Linked DNA regions of Mus musculus: region 2 is linked to region 1. A link is a loop called in an ENCODE intact Hi-C map of the cell type or tissue named here. Cell type or tissue: heart. All regions are shown on one strand. Links, peaks and the distances in the headings refer to the core of each region. The heading gives the core; the rest is flanking DNA.

What was found. A loop is a pair of places that touch in the nucleus more often than their neighbours do. Peaks named below come from ENCODE experiments on the same cell type or tissue, not always from the same donor. Only the 100,000 strongest peaks of a DNase experiment are listed, where the experiment ranks them.
Region 2: it touches region 1 in a loop (6-fold over the local background); 9 of 42 quality-filtered maps call a loop at or near these places.

What each region holds. Positions count from the first base shown.
Region 1 is chr4:139,874,596-139,881,048 of GRCm38, forward strand. No RefSeq gene overlaps it. Among named protein-coding and RNA genes, the nearest start is that of Gm1667, 33 kb to the right of the region's middle. In heart, for the core only: a CTCF peak has its summit at 2,853 (motif pointing right); no DNase peak of the experiment used is centred there; H3K27me3 peaks cover 1,267 bases.
Region 2 is chr4:140,671,626-140,678,078 of GRCm38, forward strand. No RefSeq gene overlaps it. Among named protein-coding and RNA genes, the nearest start is that of Gm13025, 4.9 kb to the right of the region's middle. In heart, for the core only: a CTCF peak has its summit at 2,937 (motif pointing left); DNase peaks (open chromatin) are centred at 2,072 and 2,886; H3K27ac peaks cover 419 bases.

The DNA.
Region 1 (6,453 bases), core at 1,360-3,859:
CTCCTCTGATCAAGTGGGGGCTCCCTGAGTATCCCCCCACCCTGACATATCAGGTCTCTGAGGGGCTAGGCGCATCCTCTCCCATTGAGGCCAGACAAGGCAGCCCAGCTATAAGAACATATCCCATGTACAGGCAAAGGCTTTTGGGACATCCCCCACTCCAGTTGTTTGCAATCCACGAAGACCAAGCTGTACATCTGCTGCATATGTGTGGGGAGACCCAGATCCAGTCTGTGTGTGTTCTTCGGTTGGTAGTTCAGTCTCTGAGAGCCCTAAGGGTCCAGGTTAGTTGATTCTGTTGGTCTTCCTGTGGAGTTCCTGTCCCTTTAGGGATCCAAAATCCTTCCTTCTATTCTTCTGTAAGAGCCCCATCCACTGTTTGGTTGTGGGTGTCTGCATCTGTCTGAGTCAGGTGCTGGGGGAGCCCCTCAGAGGATGGTTATGCTAGACTCCTGTCTGCAAGCATAGCAGAATATCATTAATGGTGCAAGAGATTGGAGCTTGCCCATGGGATGGGTCTCAAGGTGGGCTTGTTATTGGTTGGCCACTCCCTCAGTCTCTGATCCATCCCCCTTGCCTGCATTTCTTGTAGACAGGATAAATTTTGGGTCAAAAGGTGTGTAGGTGGGTTGGTGTCCCTATGGCTCCACTGGGGTTCCTGCCTGGCTACAGGAGGTAGCCTCTTCAGGTTCCATATCCCCAGTACTGTGAATCACAGCGAAGGTCACTCCCATTGATTCTTGGGCGCCTCCCTTATCCCAGGTCTGTGTCACATACGCATAAGTGGATGTTAGCCATGAAATACAGGACACCCATGCTACACTGTACAGACCAATGAAGCTAACCAAGAAGGAAGGCCCAAGCGAGGATGCTTGAATCTCATTTAGAAGGGGGAATAAAATAGTCATAGGAGGCAGATGGAGGGAGGAAACTGGGTGGGAGAGGGGATCCGGAGGGGAATAGGGGATGGGGTTCAGTATCAGGTGTGGGGAGGGACAGGAGAGATGCCCAGATGGCTATGAGAATGAATGGAAATCTGATAGGGATGAGGAGGTGGGGGTGGGGGCGGGCATCCCCAGGATGTGATACCCAGGAGATTTTAACTTGTGTCAAGCTGACAGTTAGTAGCAACCATCACACCTGGAGAAGGCTGTGTGGGGCACAGTGAAGGTGGAGATGCTCCGTTCATGTGGAGCCCAGGGGGACAACCGCAGCTTTGTCAACTGCTACAAACCAGTCTCTCAGGGACACCAGGCTCAGGGGCCAAGGCAGACATCCACCTGCATCAATCCTGAATCCTGACTTGAGGTGTATCTCCAAGCCCCGGAAGTATCTGCTGAGCACCACATGGCTAAGCAATGCCTTTGTAGGACACTGAGACTGGCTTTTTGTGGCAACTCTGGACTCGGGAACTCTTAAAAAAAACAAACAAAACAAACAGTTCAACTTCATGATTGATTGCTCGATTGATTAGTTGACTTATTCATTAATTTACTGAGTGTTTATTGAGTGCTCGATGGGAGCTGGGAGCAGTGCACAAGAGAGACAAGTCCCTGCCCTGCGGGTCACATGTCAGAGACGCAGTCAGAGAGGAAGTCAGAGGGTCAGCAGATTGCCATGACAGGACAGAGAGGCAAACAGAGGGCGAGGCAAGGAGACGATGTGGCAGAGGTGGGGAGGAGCTGTCTCGGAGGTACACTGTGACCGAGGCCTTCAGCTATGACATGTCCGAGCAAATGACCGGGCCAAGAGAACAAAAGATACAAAGAGCCAGAGACAGAAAGGGTTGATGGTGAGAGACAGGGGCCTGCCTTGTGTGAGAAAATGCCAGGAGTCTGACATGACAGCGGCTTGGGCTGCCGTGGGCCTGAAGAAGCAGGTTCATTTATTCATTTCATTTTATTATTTTTCTACACAGAAGGGAAGGACAGGAGGTAGGGCAACATAGACCTGGCCTCTCCCTGTGACGAGTTGCTTCAAGGAAGGGGATGTCAAGATGAGTCTCCTGAAGGAAGAGGGCCTCCCCCGGGACAGAGGGAAGGGTGGAGAAGTCTTGGAACATAGGGGAGTAGAGAGGGCACCCCTAAGAACAGGTGGGCCGTCAGGATGGAGAGGTCAAGAAGGGAAGGGCAGATGCCTGTAGCATGCAGAGGAGTAGACTCCTGCAGCACTGGAGGCAGAACCTGGCCTGCATCTCTGCTGGCTCTGCAGCCTCAGGCAAGTTCCTCCACCTTGGAGAGACTGTAACAGATGTCCCTGTTTGGGCCATCCTGACAGTGTGGTTGTAACTGGCCAGTCCCAGGCCCCTCAGCCCACTGGGGCCTCAGCTTAGCTCTGTCCCATGTTGGACCTTAAATGCGTGACTTGGCAATAAGGGAGGCGAGGCTCCAGCTCAGGAGTCAATGAAGCCACCAGAAGACCTAGCCTTGCCTCCCACTGGGGGGCCCAGCTCTGGAGAGAGTGCTCCCAGAGGCAAGCAGGACACATTCCTATTTAGGTTGTGTTCGCATAGAGCAAGGCCTCTAGCAGGCAAGACTCCCAGAGGTGACTTGTGGGGAGACCAACCCCCCCCCACTCCTTCCTGCCCCATCCAGAAGCTCCCAGAGCCTCTTGCCTGAGTGGTCTTGACTGACTGAGCCCGCCTCTATTCAGCAAATACGGAATGAGTTAGCGTAACAAGGCAGGTGCAGATCTGTGACTGGGATCTAGTGACAAGGTCAGATGGCTCCAGTGACTTTACCTGTTGGAGGGACAGACAAAACCAAGCTACCTGCCTCTGGGTCACTAGACGGACCCTTGACAGTGTGGGAAGGAGGTAGGGCACAGTGAGTCTGGGTGTACCAGCCACCGTGCCTCTGTCTCCAGCAGGTGGCAGCAGGTGACTGGGTCCTGGTTGCCAACTCACTAGCAGCCTGGGTTCAGCCAGTGTCCTCAGGAGTGGCCTCGGTTCCTGTTGTTAAGGTCTTCAGCCCTCTGTTCTGTCGGATGGCAGGTCTGAGCTCCCCATGAGGTAGGAAGGAAGCTCACACAGATAATCCAGAGATCAGGGACCAGAGTCAGGGAGGCAGCAGCAATGAACCCAGCCCAGAGCATCCCTCCATATCCCCTAGAGGAAGCCAGCACCCAGGGAGGTGACAGAGGCAACAGGCTCCTTGTTTTGTTTGTTTGTTTTGTTTTGTTTTGTTTTGTTTTGTTTTGTTTTTGTGTTTTTGTTGTTTTTTTTGTTTTTGTTTTTGTTTTTTGTTTTTTGAGACAGGGTTTCTCTGTATAGCCCTGGCTGTCCTGGAACTCACTCTGTAAACGAGGCTGGCCTCAAACTCAGAAATCCTCCTGCCTCTGCCTCCCGAGTGCTGGGATTAAAGGCAGGCTCCTTGGTTTAAATTCAATGTCCAGTCTCCGGAAACCTGCGTCAGATCTGGGCTTTGCCACTTGCAGGCTGGGGGCCTCAAGTGACAGACCCACACCCTCTGAGCCAGCACCCAGGCCCTCCCAAAGCAATGGCAAGGACCTGAACCCTCTGTGCATACAGTACCCATAGTATGGGATAAAGCTGCCATCAGGGACCTCCTAGTCTAACTAGAGGCTCATAGCCCTACTCAGGAGCCTCACAAGCCCTTCCATTTCAGGCTATGCCTTACAAGACAACGGTGACTTTTTTTTTTTTTTTGAGACAATACCTTGTGGAGTCTATTCTGACCTCACATACTCTGACTTCACACACTCTGGAGTTTCCCACAGTCTGTCTATAAAAGGTGCCATGCCCCAAGTGTGTGAACAAGTGCAAATACATGTGTGTGTGCATGCCTCAAGTGTGCATGCTGGTGCATACATAAAGTGTGTATGCATGCCTCACGTGTGTGTGTGCAGGTGCACATACAAGTGTGTGTGCATCCACGAAAAGGCTACAGGGCAATCCTGGCTATTTTTCCTGGGCTGCGTCTGCCTTGTTCTGTTTGTCTGGGGCTTTTGATTTCTGTATATGTGTGAATGTCAGCATGTCTGTGCATGCATGTGCCCTCAGAGGACAGAAGAGGGCATCAGATCCCATCTGAAACTGGAGATACAGGCAGTTGGGAGCCATCGTTTGGGCACTGAGTACTGAAGGTCTTCTGCAAGAGCAAAACATGGTCTTAGCACTAAGCTCTCTTTCCAGCCCCTACCTTGCTTTTTTGAGACAGGGTCTCTCACTGGCCTGAGGCTCACCCATTAGGCTGCACTGGCCAGCCAGTGAGCCCTAGGGATCCTACTGTCTCTACGTGCCCAGAACTGGAACTGCAGGCATGTACTACCAAATTCTTTCTTTCTTTCTTTCTTTCTTTCTTTCTTTCTTTCTTTCTTTCTTTCTTTCTTTCTTTCTTTCTTTCTTTCTTTCTTTCTTTCTTTCTTTCTTTCTTTCTTCCTTCCTTCCTTCCTTCCTTCCTTCCTTCCTTCCTTCCTTCCTTCCTTCCTTCCTTCCTTCCTTCCTTCCTTTCTTTCTTTCTTTCTTTCTTTCTTTCTTTCTTTCTTTCTTTCTTTCTCTCTCTCTCTCTCTCCCTTCCTTCCTTCCTTCCTTCCTTCCTTCCTTCCTTCCTTCCTTCCTTCCTTTCTTTCTCTCTCTCTTTCTCTCTCCCCTTTCTCTCTCTCTCTCCCCTTTCTCTCTCTCTCCCCTTTCTCTCTCTCTCCCCTTTCTCTCTCTCTCTCTCTCTCTCTCTCTCTCTCTCTCTCTCTCTCTCTCTCTCTCTCTGTTCTAGGAACCAAACTCATGCTTACACGACAGCTTAAACAGGCATTTACTCCTCAGATTTCTGGAATACAGACACGTGATACCAAGGGCTGCCAGGGCTGCTGGACTCCAGGTCTGATGTTCCTGGCTTGTGGCTGGTTGGCATCTCGTGTCTTTGTGTCACCTCTAGCTGCCTGGTAGTGTCAGTGCCCCTTTCTTTTACAATTCAATCCCAGGGCATCAGCAGCTTACCCACTCCAAGGTGACCTCATTCTTCTGGGCTCACGACCCGTAATGACCTTGTGTCTGAAGAAAATCACATCGTAGGTGCAGTCAGTTCTGGGTGCCTAGCTCTGGCCTCAACTGGCTTGCCTGGCCTCTTGCCCCTGGGCTCGTTGAAGGCTCCAGTGATGATAAAAGGCTCTAGACATACAGCCCCAACCCAGATCGCCAAGGCTCAAGTGGAGGAAAAATTCATCCCTTCCTGCATAACCCATAGCCCTCCATCCTCTCTTCTGGGCTGCAGAGCCACACTGAGGCCAACACTCTAACAAGAAACCACACTTGTCCAGCCAAGTCCCAGGAAGCCCTGGAACAGGGCAAGGGGTGGATACCAAAATCCCTGTCCCCCCAGAGAATCACAAGAGAACCAGGGTAACAGCCAATGTCTGCCACAGACAAGGGGACACTTGAGCATGTGACTTTGGCCAGCCAGGAGCCACTACTCACTGAAGTGGGGACAGGAGAAGCAGGAAGAAGGTTCTATGTTAACCTTCCCAAGTTAGCAGCACTCCTGCAGGATGGAGCCCAGTGCATTGAATCACATTCCCATTTGGAGATCAGCATGCTCGAAACACAGCCCTGAAATTCTAGGGAAAATGATATTTAAAGGCACTTATTAAAGATACTCAGAAGGCCGTTCGAATGTCAAACAGCTGTGAGCCATCCCTAATTTGATGATCTACGTGTTAATGAACCCCAGACATGCAGATTAAACTCGCTTTAAATTGCACGTGGTTTTAAAATGTATTTCTCTCCAGCATGTCTGGTACAGAATGAGGTTAGCGAAACACCTGTGAGTCAGGCCCACTGATGCGAGGACAGAGCCGGAATCCGTGATGGTTCTAGATCCAGAACCTTGCAGCCTGTGAGAAAAAGAAAAAAAAGTGGGGCTCACTTGGTAGTGTGCCCGCCTAGCATGTACAAGGCGTGATCCTCTGCATTTCATAAGCTGAACGTGGTGGTACATACCTGAAGTCCCAACAGGACAAACTGGCCTCTTGGGGTTCTTTCATTCAGCAAATTTATCATGTTCCCCACACAGGACCCTTGCTATTGGACACCCCCGGCTATGGTGGCCAATGTGCCAGCACCTTCTGTCACTTCTGCCGCCCGCATGTTGCCATGGGAAAGGTGGCACTGGAGCCTCCTGAATGTGACAGTGTGACAGATTAGAAGTCCTGATCCAGAGGAGATGAGGGATGGAGATGGTCTCTTCCCTGTCAGTCCTCAGCTATTTTTACTTCTTTCTGAACTCTTGAAAGACAAGGGGCCTCTCAAAGTTATTCTCTGGGCTGACAGAGTTGTGGATGGTCTTGGATGATTATCAATGTCCTCGAAGTCTGAAACCCTGGGGTGCAACAAGCTGGGGTTGGGAGAGGGGAGTTTGGGCTGCTGTGTTCAGGAGGCTGGGCTCGGATAAAAGGACTTCAGAAGGGAAAGAATTCGGGCTGAAGTCATAACAGGCCCGA
Region 2 (6,453 bases), core at 1,653-4,152, 800 kb after region 1:
GGGACAGTGGGGGTGCCCTTTGTTCTGTATATTCTATCAAACCAGAAAAACCTTGGACTTTAGTGTGTGGTATTGCACCTCTAATCCCACTCAGAAGGCTGAGGCAGGAAGATAGTGAGTTTAGGGCTAGCCTGGGCTACCTAGAAAAAATAATGTCTTAAGAATAAAAAAAAAAAAGGAGTTACAGAGACAAAGTTTGGAGCTGTGACGAAAGGATGGACCATCTAGAGACTGCCATATCCGGGGATCCATCCCATAATCAGCTTCCAAACGCTGACACCATTGCACACACTAGCAAGATTTTGCTGAAAGGACCCAGATATAGCTCTCTCTTGTGAGACTATGCCGGGGTCTAGCAAACACAGAAGTGGATGCTCACAGTCAGCTATTGGATGGATCACAGGGCTCCCAATGGAGGAGCTAGAGAAAGTACCCAAGGAGCTAAAGGGATCTGCAACCCTATAGGTGGAACAACATTATGAACTAACCAATACCCCGGAGCTCTTGACTCTAGCTGCATATGTATCAAAAGATGGCCTAGTCAGCCATCACTGGAAAGAGAGGCCCATTGGACTTGCAAACTTTATATGCCCCAGTACAGGGGAATGCCAGGGCCAAAAAGTGGGAGTGGGTGGGTAGGGTATGGGGGACTTTTGGGATAGCATTGGAAATGTAAATGAGGAAAATACCTAATAAAAATATTAAAAAAAAAAAGACTGAGTGTGGTAGCACATGCCCCTAACCCCCTGCACTTAAGAGGTGAGGGGTTGGAGCCGGGCGTGGTGGCGCACGCCTTTAATCCCAGCACTCGGGAGGCAGAGGCAGGTGGATTTCTGAGTTCGAGGCCAGCCTGGTCTACAAAGTGAGTTCCAGGACAGCCAGGGCTATACAGAGAAACCCTGTCTCGAAAAAAAAAAAAAAAAAAAAGAGGTGAGGGGTTGGAATAGGAGGCTCAGAAATTTAAGGCTAGCCTGGGCTACATGAGACCCTAGGCTAGGCTCAATGGTAGAGCATTTGCTTTGTGTCTTAGTTGGGGTTTTACTGCTATGAACAGACACCATGACCATGATCAAGGCAGCTCTTATAAAGACAACATTTAATTGAGGCTGGCTTACGGGTTCAGAGGTTCAGTCCACTATCATCAAAGTGGGAACATGGCAGCATCCAGGCAGGCATAATGCAGGAGGAGCTGAGAGTTCTAAATCTTCATCTGAAAGCTGCTAGCAGAATACTGATTTCTAGGCAACTAGGATGAGGGTCTTAAAGCCCATGCCCACAGTGACACACATACTCCAACAAGGCCACACCTCCAAGTAGTGCCACTCCCTGGGCCAAGCATGTTCAAACCACCATACCTTGTGCGTCCTGGGTGCTGGGATCATGGGTCTGCACCACTACGACTGGCCTTTTTTTTTTAAAAAAAACAATGTGTATGGGGCTGGTGAGATGGCTCAGTGGTTAAGAGCACCCGACTGCTCTTCTGAAGGTCAGGAGTTCAAATCCCAGCAACCACATAGTGGCTCACAACCATCCGTAATGAAATCTGATGCTCTCTTCTGGAGTGGCTGAAGTCAGCTACAGTGTACTTACATATAATGAATGAATAAACAAACAAACAAACAATGTGTATATGTGTATATCTGTGCACTTGAGTGTATGTATTTGTAACACGTGTGTGCCCCAGCCTATGAAGCCTGAAGAAGTCAGAGTTACAGACAATTGTGAGCCATCATGTGGGTGGTAGGAATCAAACCTATGTCCTCTGGAGCACCCAGTGCTCTCAATCACTGAGCCACCTCTCCAGCCCCATCTCCATGATTAGCTAAATATTGCTATGGAGACAGCCAGTGGGCCACCCTTAACTCTGCAGACAAATGTCACCAGCTAAGGACAGCCACAGAAGATGTTACTCCTCCCAGAACTGGCATGGTCCATGAAGGGCCAAGAAGGGACATGGGGGAGGGGAGGAAAGGACCAGAGTGGGCAGCCGTGGGCTAGCACTGGGAAGCGAGGAGGAAGGGCAGGAGCTGGCCGTATGAGCCTAGCCTCAATCTCACAAGGGCTGAGCAGTGGAGGAAGGAAGGAAGATGGGGTCAAAGGTCACAGGAAGAATCTCATGGACTAGAGAGAGTGGGGGTGGAAGTTCTCGGTCCTTCCCAGGAGAGGCTACTGATCTGGGTCCCCAGCCTCTTCCAGGGCTCACAGCGACTCCCCAAGACCTCCTGCAATCCAGCATGGAAGCTGCACTGCACAGGCAGAGGCCCATGGCAGAGCCCTGTCTCCATCCCCAGCTGGGTCTGTCCTACGCTGAAATGCACCAGGCCTTTCAAACTTCCCTCAGCATCCTTTTGGAGCTCAGAGTGTATGGAAGGCGGAGGGGGGGGGGTGTAGACTGGGAGGGGGACTCTCTGGAACTGCTTCTAGGAGCAGGATGGAAGGGGCTCAGCCCTAGGAGACCAGTGACTGCTGAGCCTGCATCTCTAATTGTGGGAACCAGTGCCCTTCACTCCTCACTGCGTTTCCTGAAGGAAAAAAAAAAAAAAAAACAAGGTCAAAGGTCAGACCACGAATAGGATGAGTCCAAGACACAATCTGCCCACTTGAAAAGGCAGCCCTGAGCCGGGCGTGGTGGCACACGCCTTTAATCTCAGCACTCGGGAGGCAGAGGCAGGTGGATTTCTGAGTTCGAGGCCAGCCTGGTCTACAAAGTGAGTTCCAGGACAGCCAGGGCTATACAGAGAAACCCTGTCTCGAAAAACCAAAAAAAAAAAAAAAGAAAGAAAAGGCAGCCCTGGGCTTCCCCATGGGTCAAAAGCAGGAAGAGCCATTTTTAGCTTGTCACTGTGAGGAAGGGCTCTAGCTCCAGGGTGGATGCGGCTGAAGGCACCTCAGTGTCAAAAGGCTACCTCCCCGATGTATCTGGCGCCCCCTGCTGGTCACCGGGGACACAGTCTCCAGTTCAAAGGTAGGAAGCAGCTGGCTGCAAACAGAAAAAAAAAAAAAGTCAGGGTGGGCGAGGCTGAACCGCCCCTGGGGTCTCACACAGTTCACCCCAGCTCTCATGGCCCTGGGCTGCCCCATTGACGCTGCTCACCTGGGGTGCTAACACACTCCTACAAACTCTCAGTGGGAAGGTCTACGTCTACAGGCAGGCAGACTCCAGACACTGTGGTCCAGGAGGCTGGCTTACAGAAGGCCGTGGGATGCCCTCCGTGTTCATTGGCACTATCTCTAGTGGAGCTGAGGTGTAAGGCCTGACTACCCTTGGCCACCATGGTGAGAGGAAGCGCCTTCGGAGTGCTCTGGTCAGCAACGGGACTGAGGCCCCACACAGCTGGCATCAGCTGCAGGGCACATGTGTAGCGCGGTGCTTCTAGATGGATCCAGCACCAGCCACCAAGTCCCCAGCCTTCAAATTATCCCCACTGACGACCCAGACACTATAGAGCAGAGGCAAGGTGAACTCACTGTGCCTTGAGTGATAAAACCGTTCATCCTACACCATGATGTTAGGGGTGGAGCAGGCTCATCACAAAATAAGTAAATGGAGCTGAAGATGAAACACAGTGGGTGAAGGGCTAGCCTCGGATACGCAGAGCCCTGGGCTCAATCCCCAGGGCTGCATAAACCAGGGCAGGCAGGCCTGCACTCCCAGCACTCAGGAAGTAGAGACAGGAGCATGAGGGATTCAGGCTCATCCTAGCTACACAGAAAGTTTAAGGCCAACCTGGGCTACATGAGACCCTGTTTCAAAAAAAACCAGCTGGGTGGTGGTGGCACACGCCTTTAATCCCAGCACTCGGGAGGCAGAGGCAGGCGGATTTCTGAGTTCCAGGACAGCCAGGGCTATACAGAGAAACCCTGTATCAAAAAAACAAAAAAACAAAAAACAAAAAACAAAAAAAAAAACAAAACAAAACAAAACAAAAACCAAAGAATAGGGCTGGAGAGATGGCTCTCAGCAGCTAAGAGCACTGGCTGCTGTTCCAGAGGAGGACCTGGGTTCAAACCCAGCACCCACAACCATCTGTCATTCCAGTTCCGGTAAAGCCTACACCGTCCTCTGGCCTCCACGGGTACCAAGCTCACCCATGGTATATAGATCCACATACAGGCAAAACACCCATGTACAAAGCTAGGTAAATAAATACCCTTAAAGCAAGGAACAGAGGCTGGGCAGTGTTGGTACACGCCTTTCATTCCAGCACTCAGGAGGCAGAGGGAGGCAGATCTCATAACACTAGGGTTTGGGAGGCAGAGGGTCCTGCTTAGGGTTACTGTTGCTATGACGAAACACCATGACCAAAAGCAAGTTGAAGAGGAAAGGATTTACCCCTCCAAAGTCAGGGAAGGAACTCAAGCAGGGCTGGAACCTGGAGGCAGGAGCTGATGCAGAGGCCGTGGAGAGATGCTGCTTACTGGCTTGCTCAGCCTGCTTTCTTATAGAACTCAGGACCACCAGCCCAGGGATGGCCCCACCACAGTGGGCTGATGCGTCCTTACTTACAGGCTTCCCTACTGCCCAATCTTATGGAGGCATTTCCTCAGTTGAGGCTCCCTCCCTTCTGATGGCTAGCTTGTGTCAAATTGATGTAACACTAACCAGCACACAGAAGCAGAAGGGTCTTCAAAAAGTTCAGGGTCAGCTTGTTCTATAGTAAGTTCCAGAGCAGCCACAACCAGGTAGTGAGATTGTGTCTAAATTATAAAATAAAATTTCTATTTTGTTTCTTTTTATTATTGTTGTTGGTGGTTGATTGGTTTGTGCAGCTCCTGCCTTCTGAGGGTTAGGATTGTGTCTAAATTATAAAATAAAATTTCTATTTTGTTTCTTTTTATTATTGTTGTTGGTGGTTGATTGGTTTTTGCAGCTCCTGCCTTCTGAGGGTTAGGATTAAAGGTAAGCACTACCACTGCCCAGGTTCAATTTTATTTCTTTCCAAAGATTTGCTTTTTTTTTTTTTTTCTTCAGGAGACAGAGGCATCTCTGAGTTTAAGGCCAGCCTGGTCTACAGTGTGCATTCCAGGACTGCCAGGGCTTCACAGAGAAACCCTGTCTCGAAAACATAACAATAACATACACACACAACCAACAACAAGATATATGTACTTGTTTTTATTTTATGCATCTGAGTGCTTTACTTGCAAGTACATATATGTACTACATGGATGCCTGGTGCCCTCAGAGCCAAAAGAGGGTGTTGTATCCTCCGGAATTGGAGTACAGATTGGTGTGAGCTGTCACCTAAATGCTAGGAATAGAACTGAGATCCTCTGGAAACCCAGAGTGTTCTTAACCTCTGAGCCATCTCTCAGGACCCTAAAACACACACACATGCACGCGCACACGCGCGCGCGCGCACACACACACACACACAAAACGGGACCTCACAATGTAGTCCTGGCTGATCTGGAATTGCTATGTAGACCAGGCTGGCCTTGAACTCACAGAGATCTGATGGCTTCTGCCTCCCTGGTGCTGGGGTTAAAGGTGTGTGCCCTGATGCCTTATATCTAACAACAATGCATAAAACAAAAAGTCTAATTAATAACAAAGCAAAGGCTGTTGATGAACCTCAGTTGCAGGGTGTTTAACCTAGCTGGCGTGAGGCCTGCATGTGATCCCCAGTATGTAAGTGTTGCAGGGATTTCCCTGCCCAATTACATTAGTGCAGAGGAAGCCTGTGATTGGACAGGGAAAGGGAGGCAGAGATAAGAGTGGCAGAGACAGAGAGCATCTCAGGGGAGAGAGGAGGGAGGATGGAGGTGGACGTGAACCCGCCACAGTTATTATATCATAATTGGGATAAAGCTTTTAGCATTATCAACTCGCTCTGAAATGATTGCATTGGCATCTTGTAAACTGTGACTTGATTGACACATAAATCTGATTGATTAACTATAAGCTTTAAGAGTTTTAATTCTCGGGGCGTGGTGGCACACGCCTTTGATCCCAGCACTTGGGAGGCAGAGGCAGGCGGATTTCTGAGTTCAAGGCCAGCCTGGTCTACAAAGTGAGTTCCAGGACAGCCAGGGCTGTACAGAGAAACCCTGTCTCGAAAGAAAAATAAAGTTTTAATTCAGGCTGGAGAGATGGCTCAGCGGTTAAGAGCACTGACTGTTCTTCCAAAGGTCCTGAGTTCAAATCCCAGCAACCACATGGTGGCTCACAACCATCTGTAATGGGATCAGATGCCCTCTTCTTGTGTGTCTGAAGACAGCTACAGTGTACTTACATATAATAAATTATTCTTTTAAAGATTTATTTATTATTGTACATGAGTTCACTGTAGCTGACTTCAGACACACCAGAAGAGGGCGTCAAATCTCATTATGGGTGGTTGTGAGCCACCATGTGGTTGCTGGGATTTGAACTCAGGACCTTCAGTAGAGCAGTCAGTGCTCTTACCTGCTGAGCCATCTCTCCAGCTCCCAATAAATAAATTAAAAAAA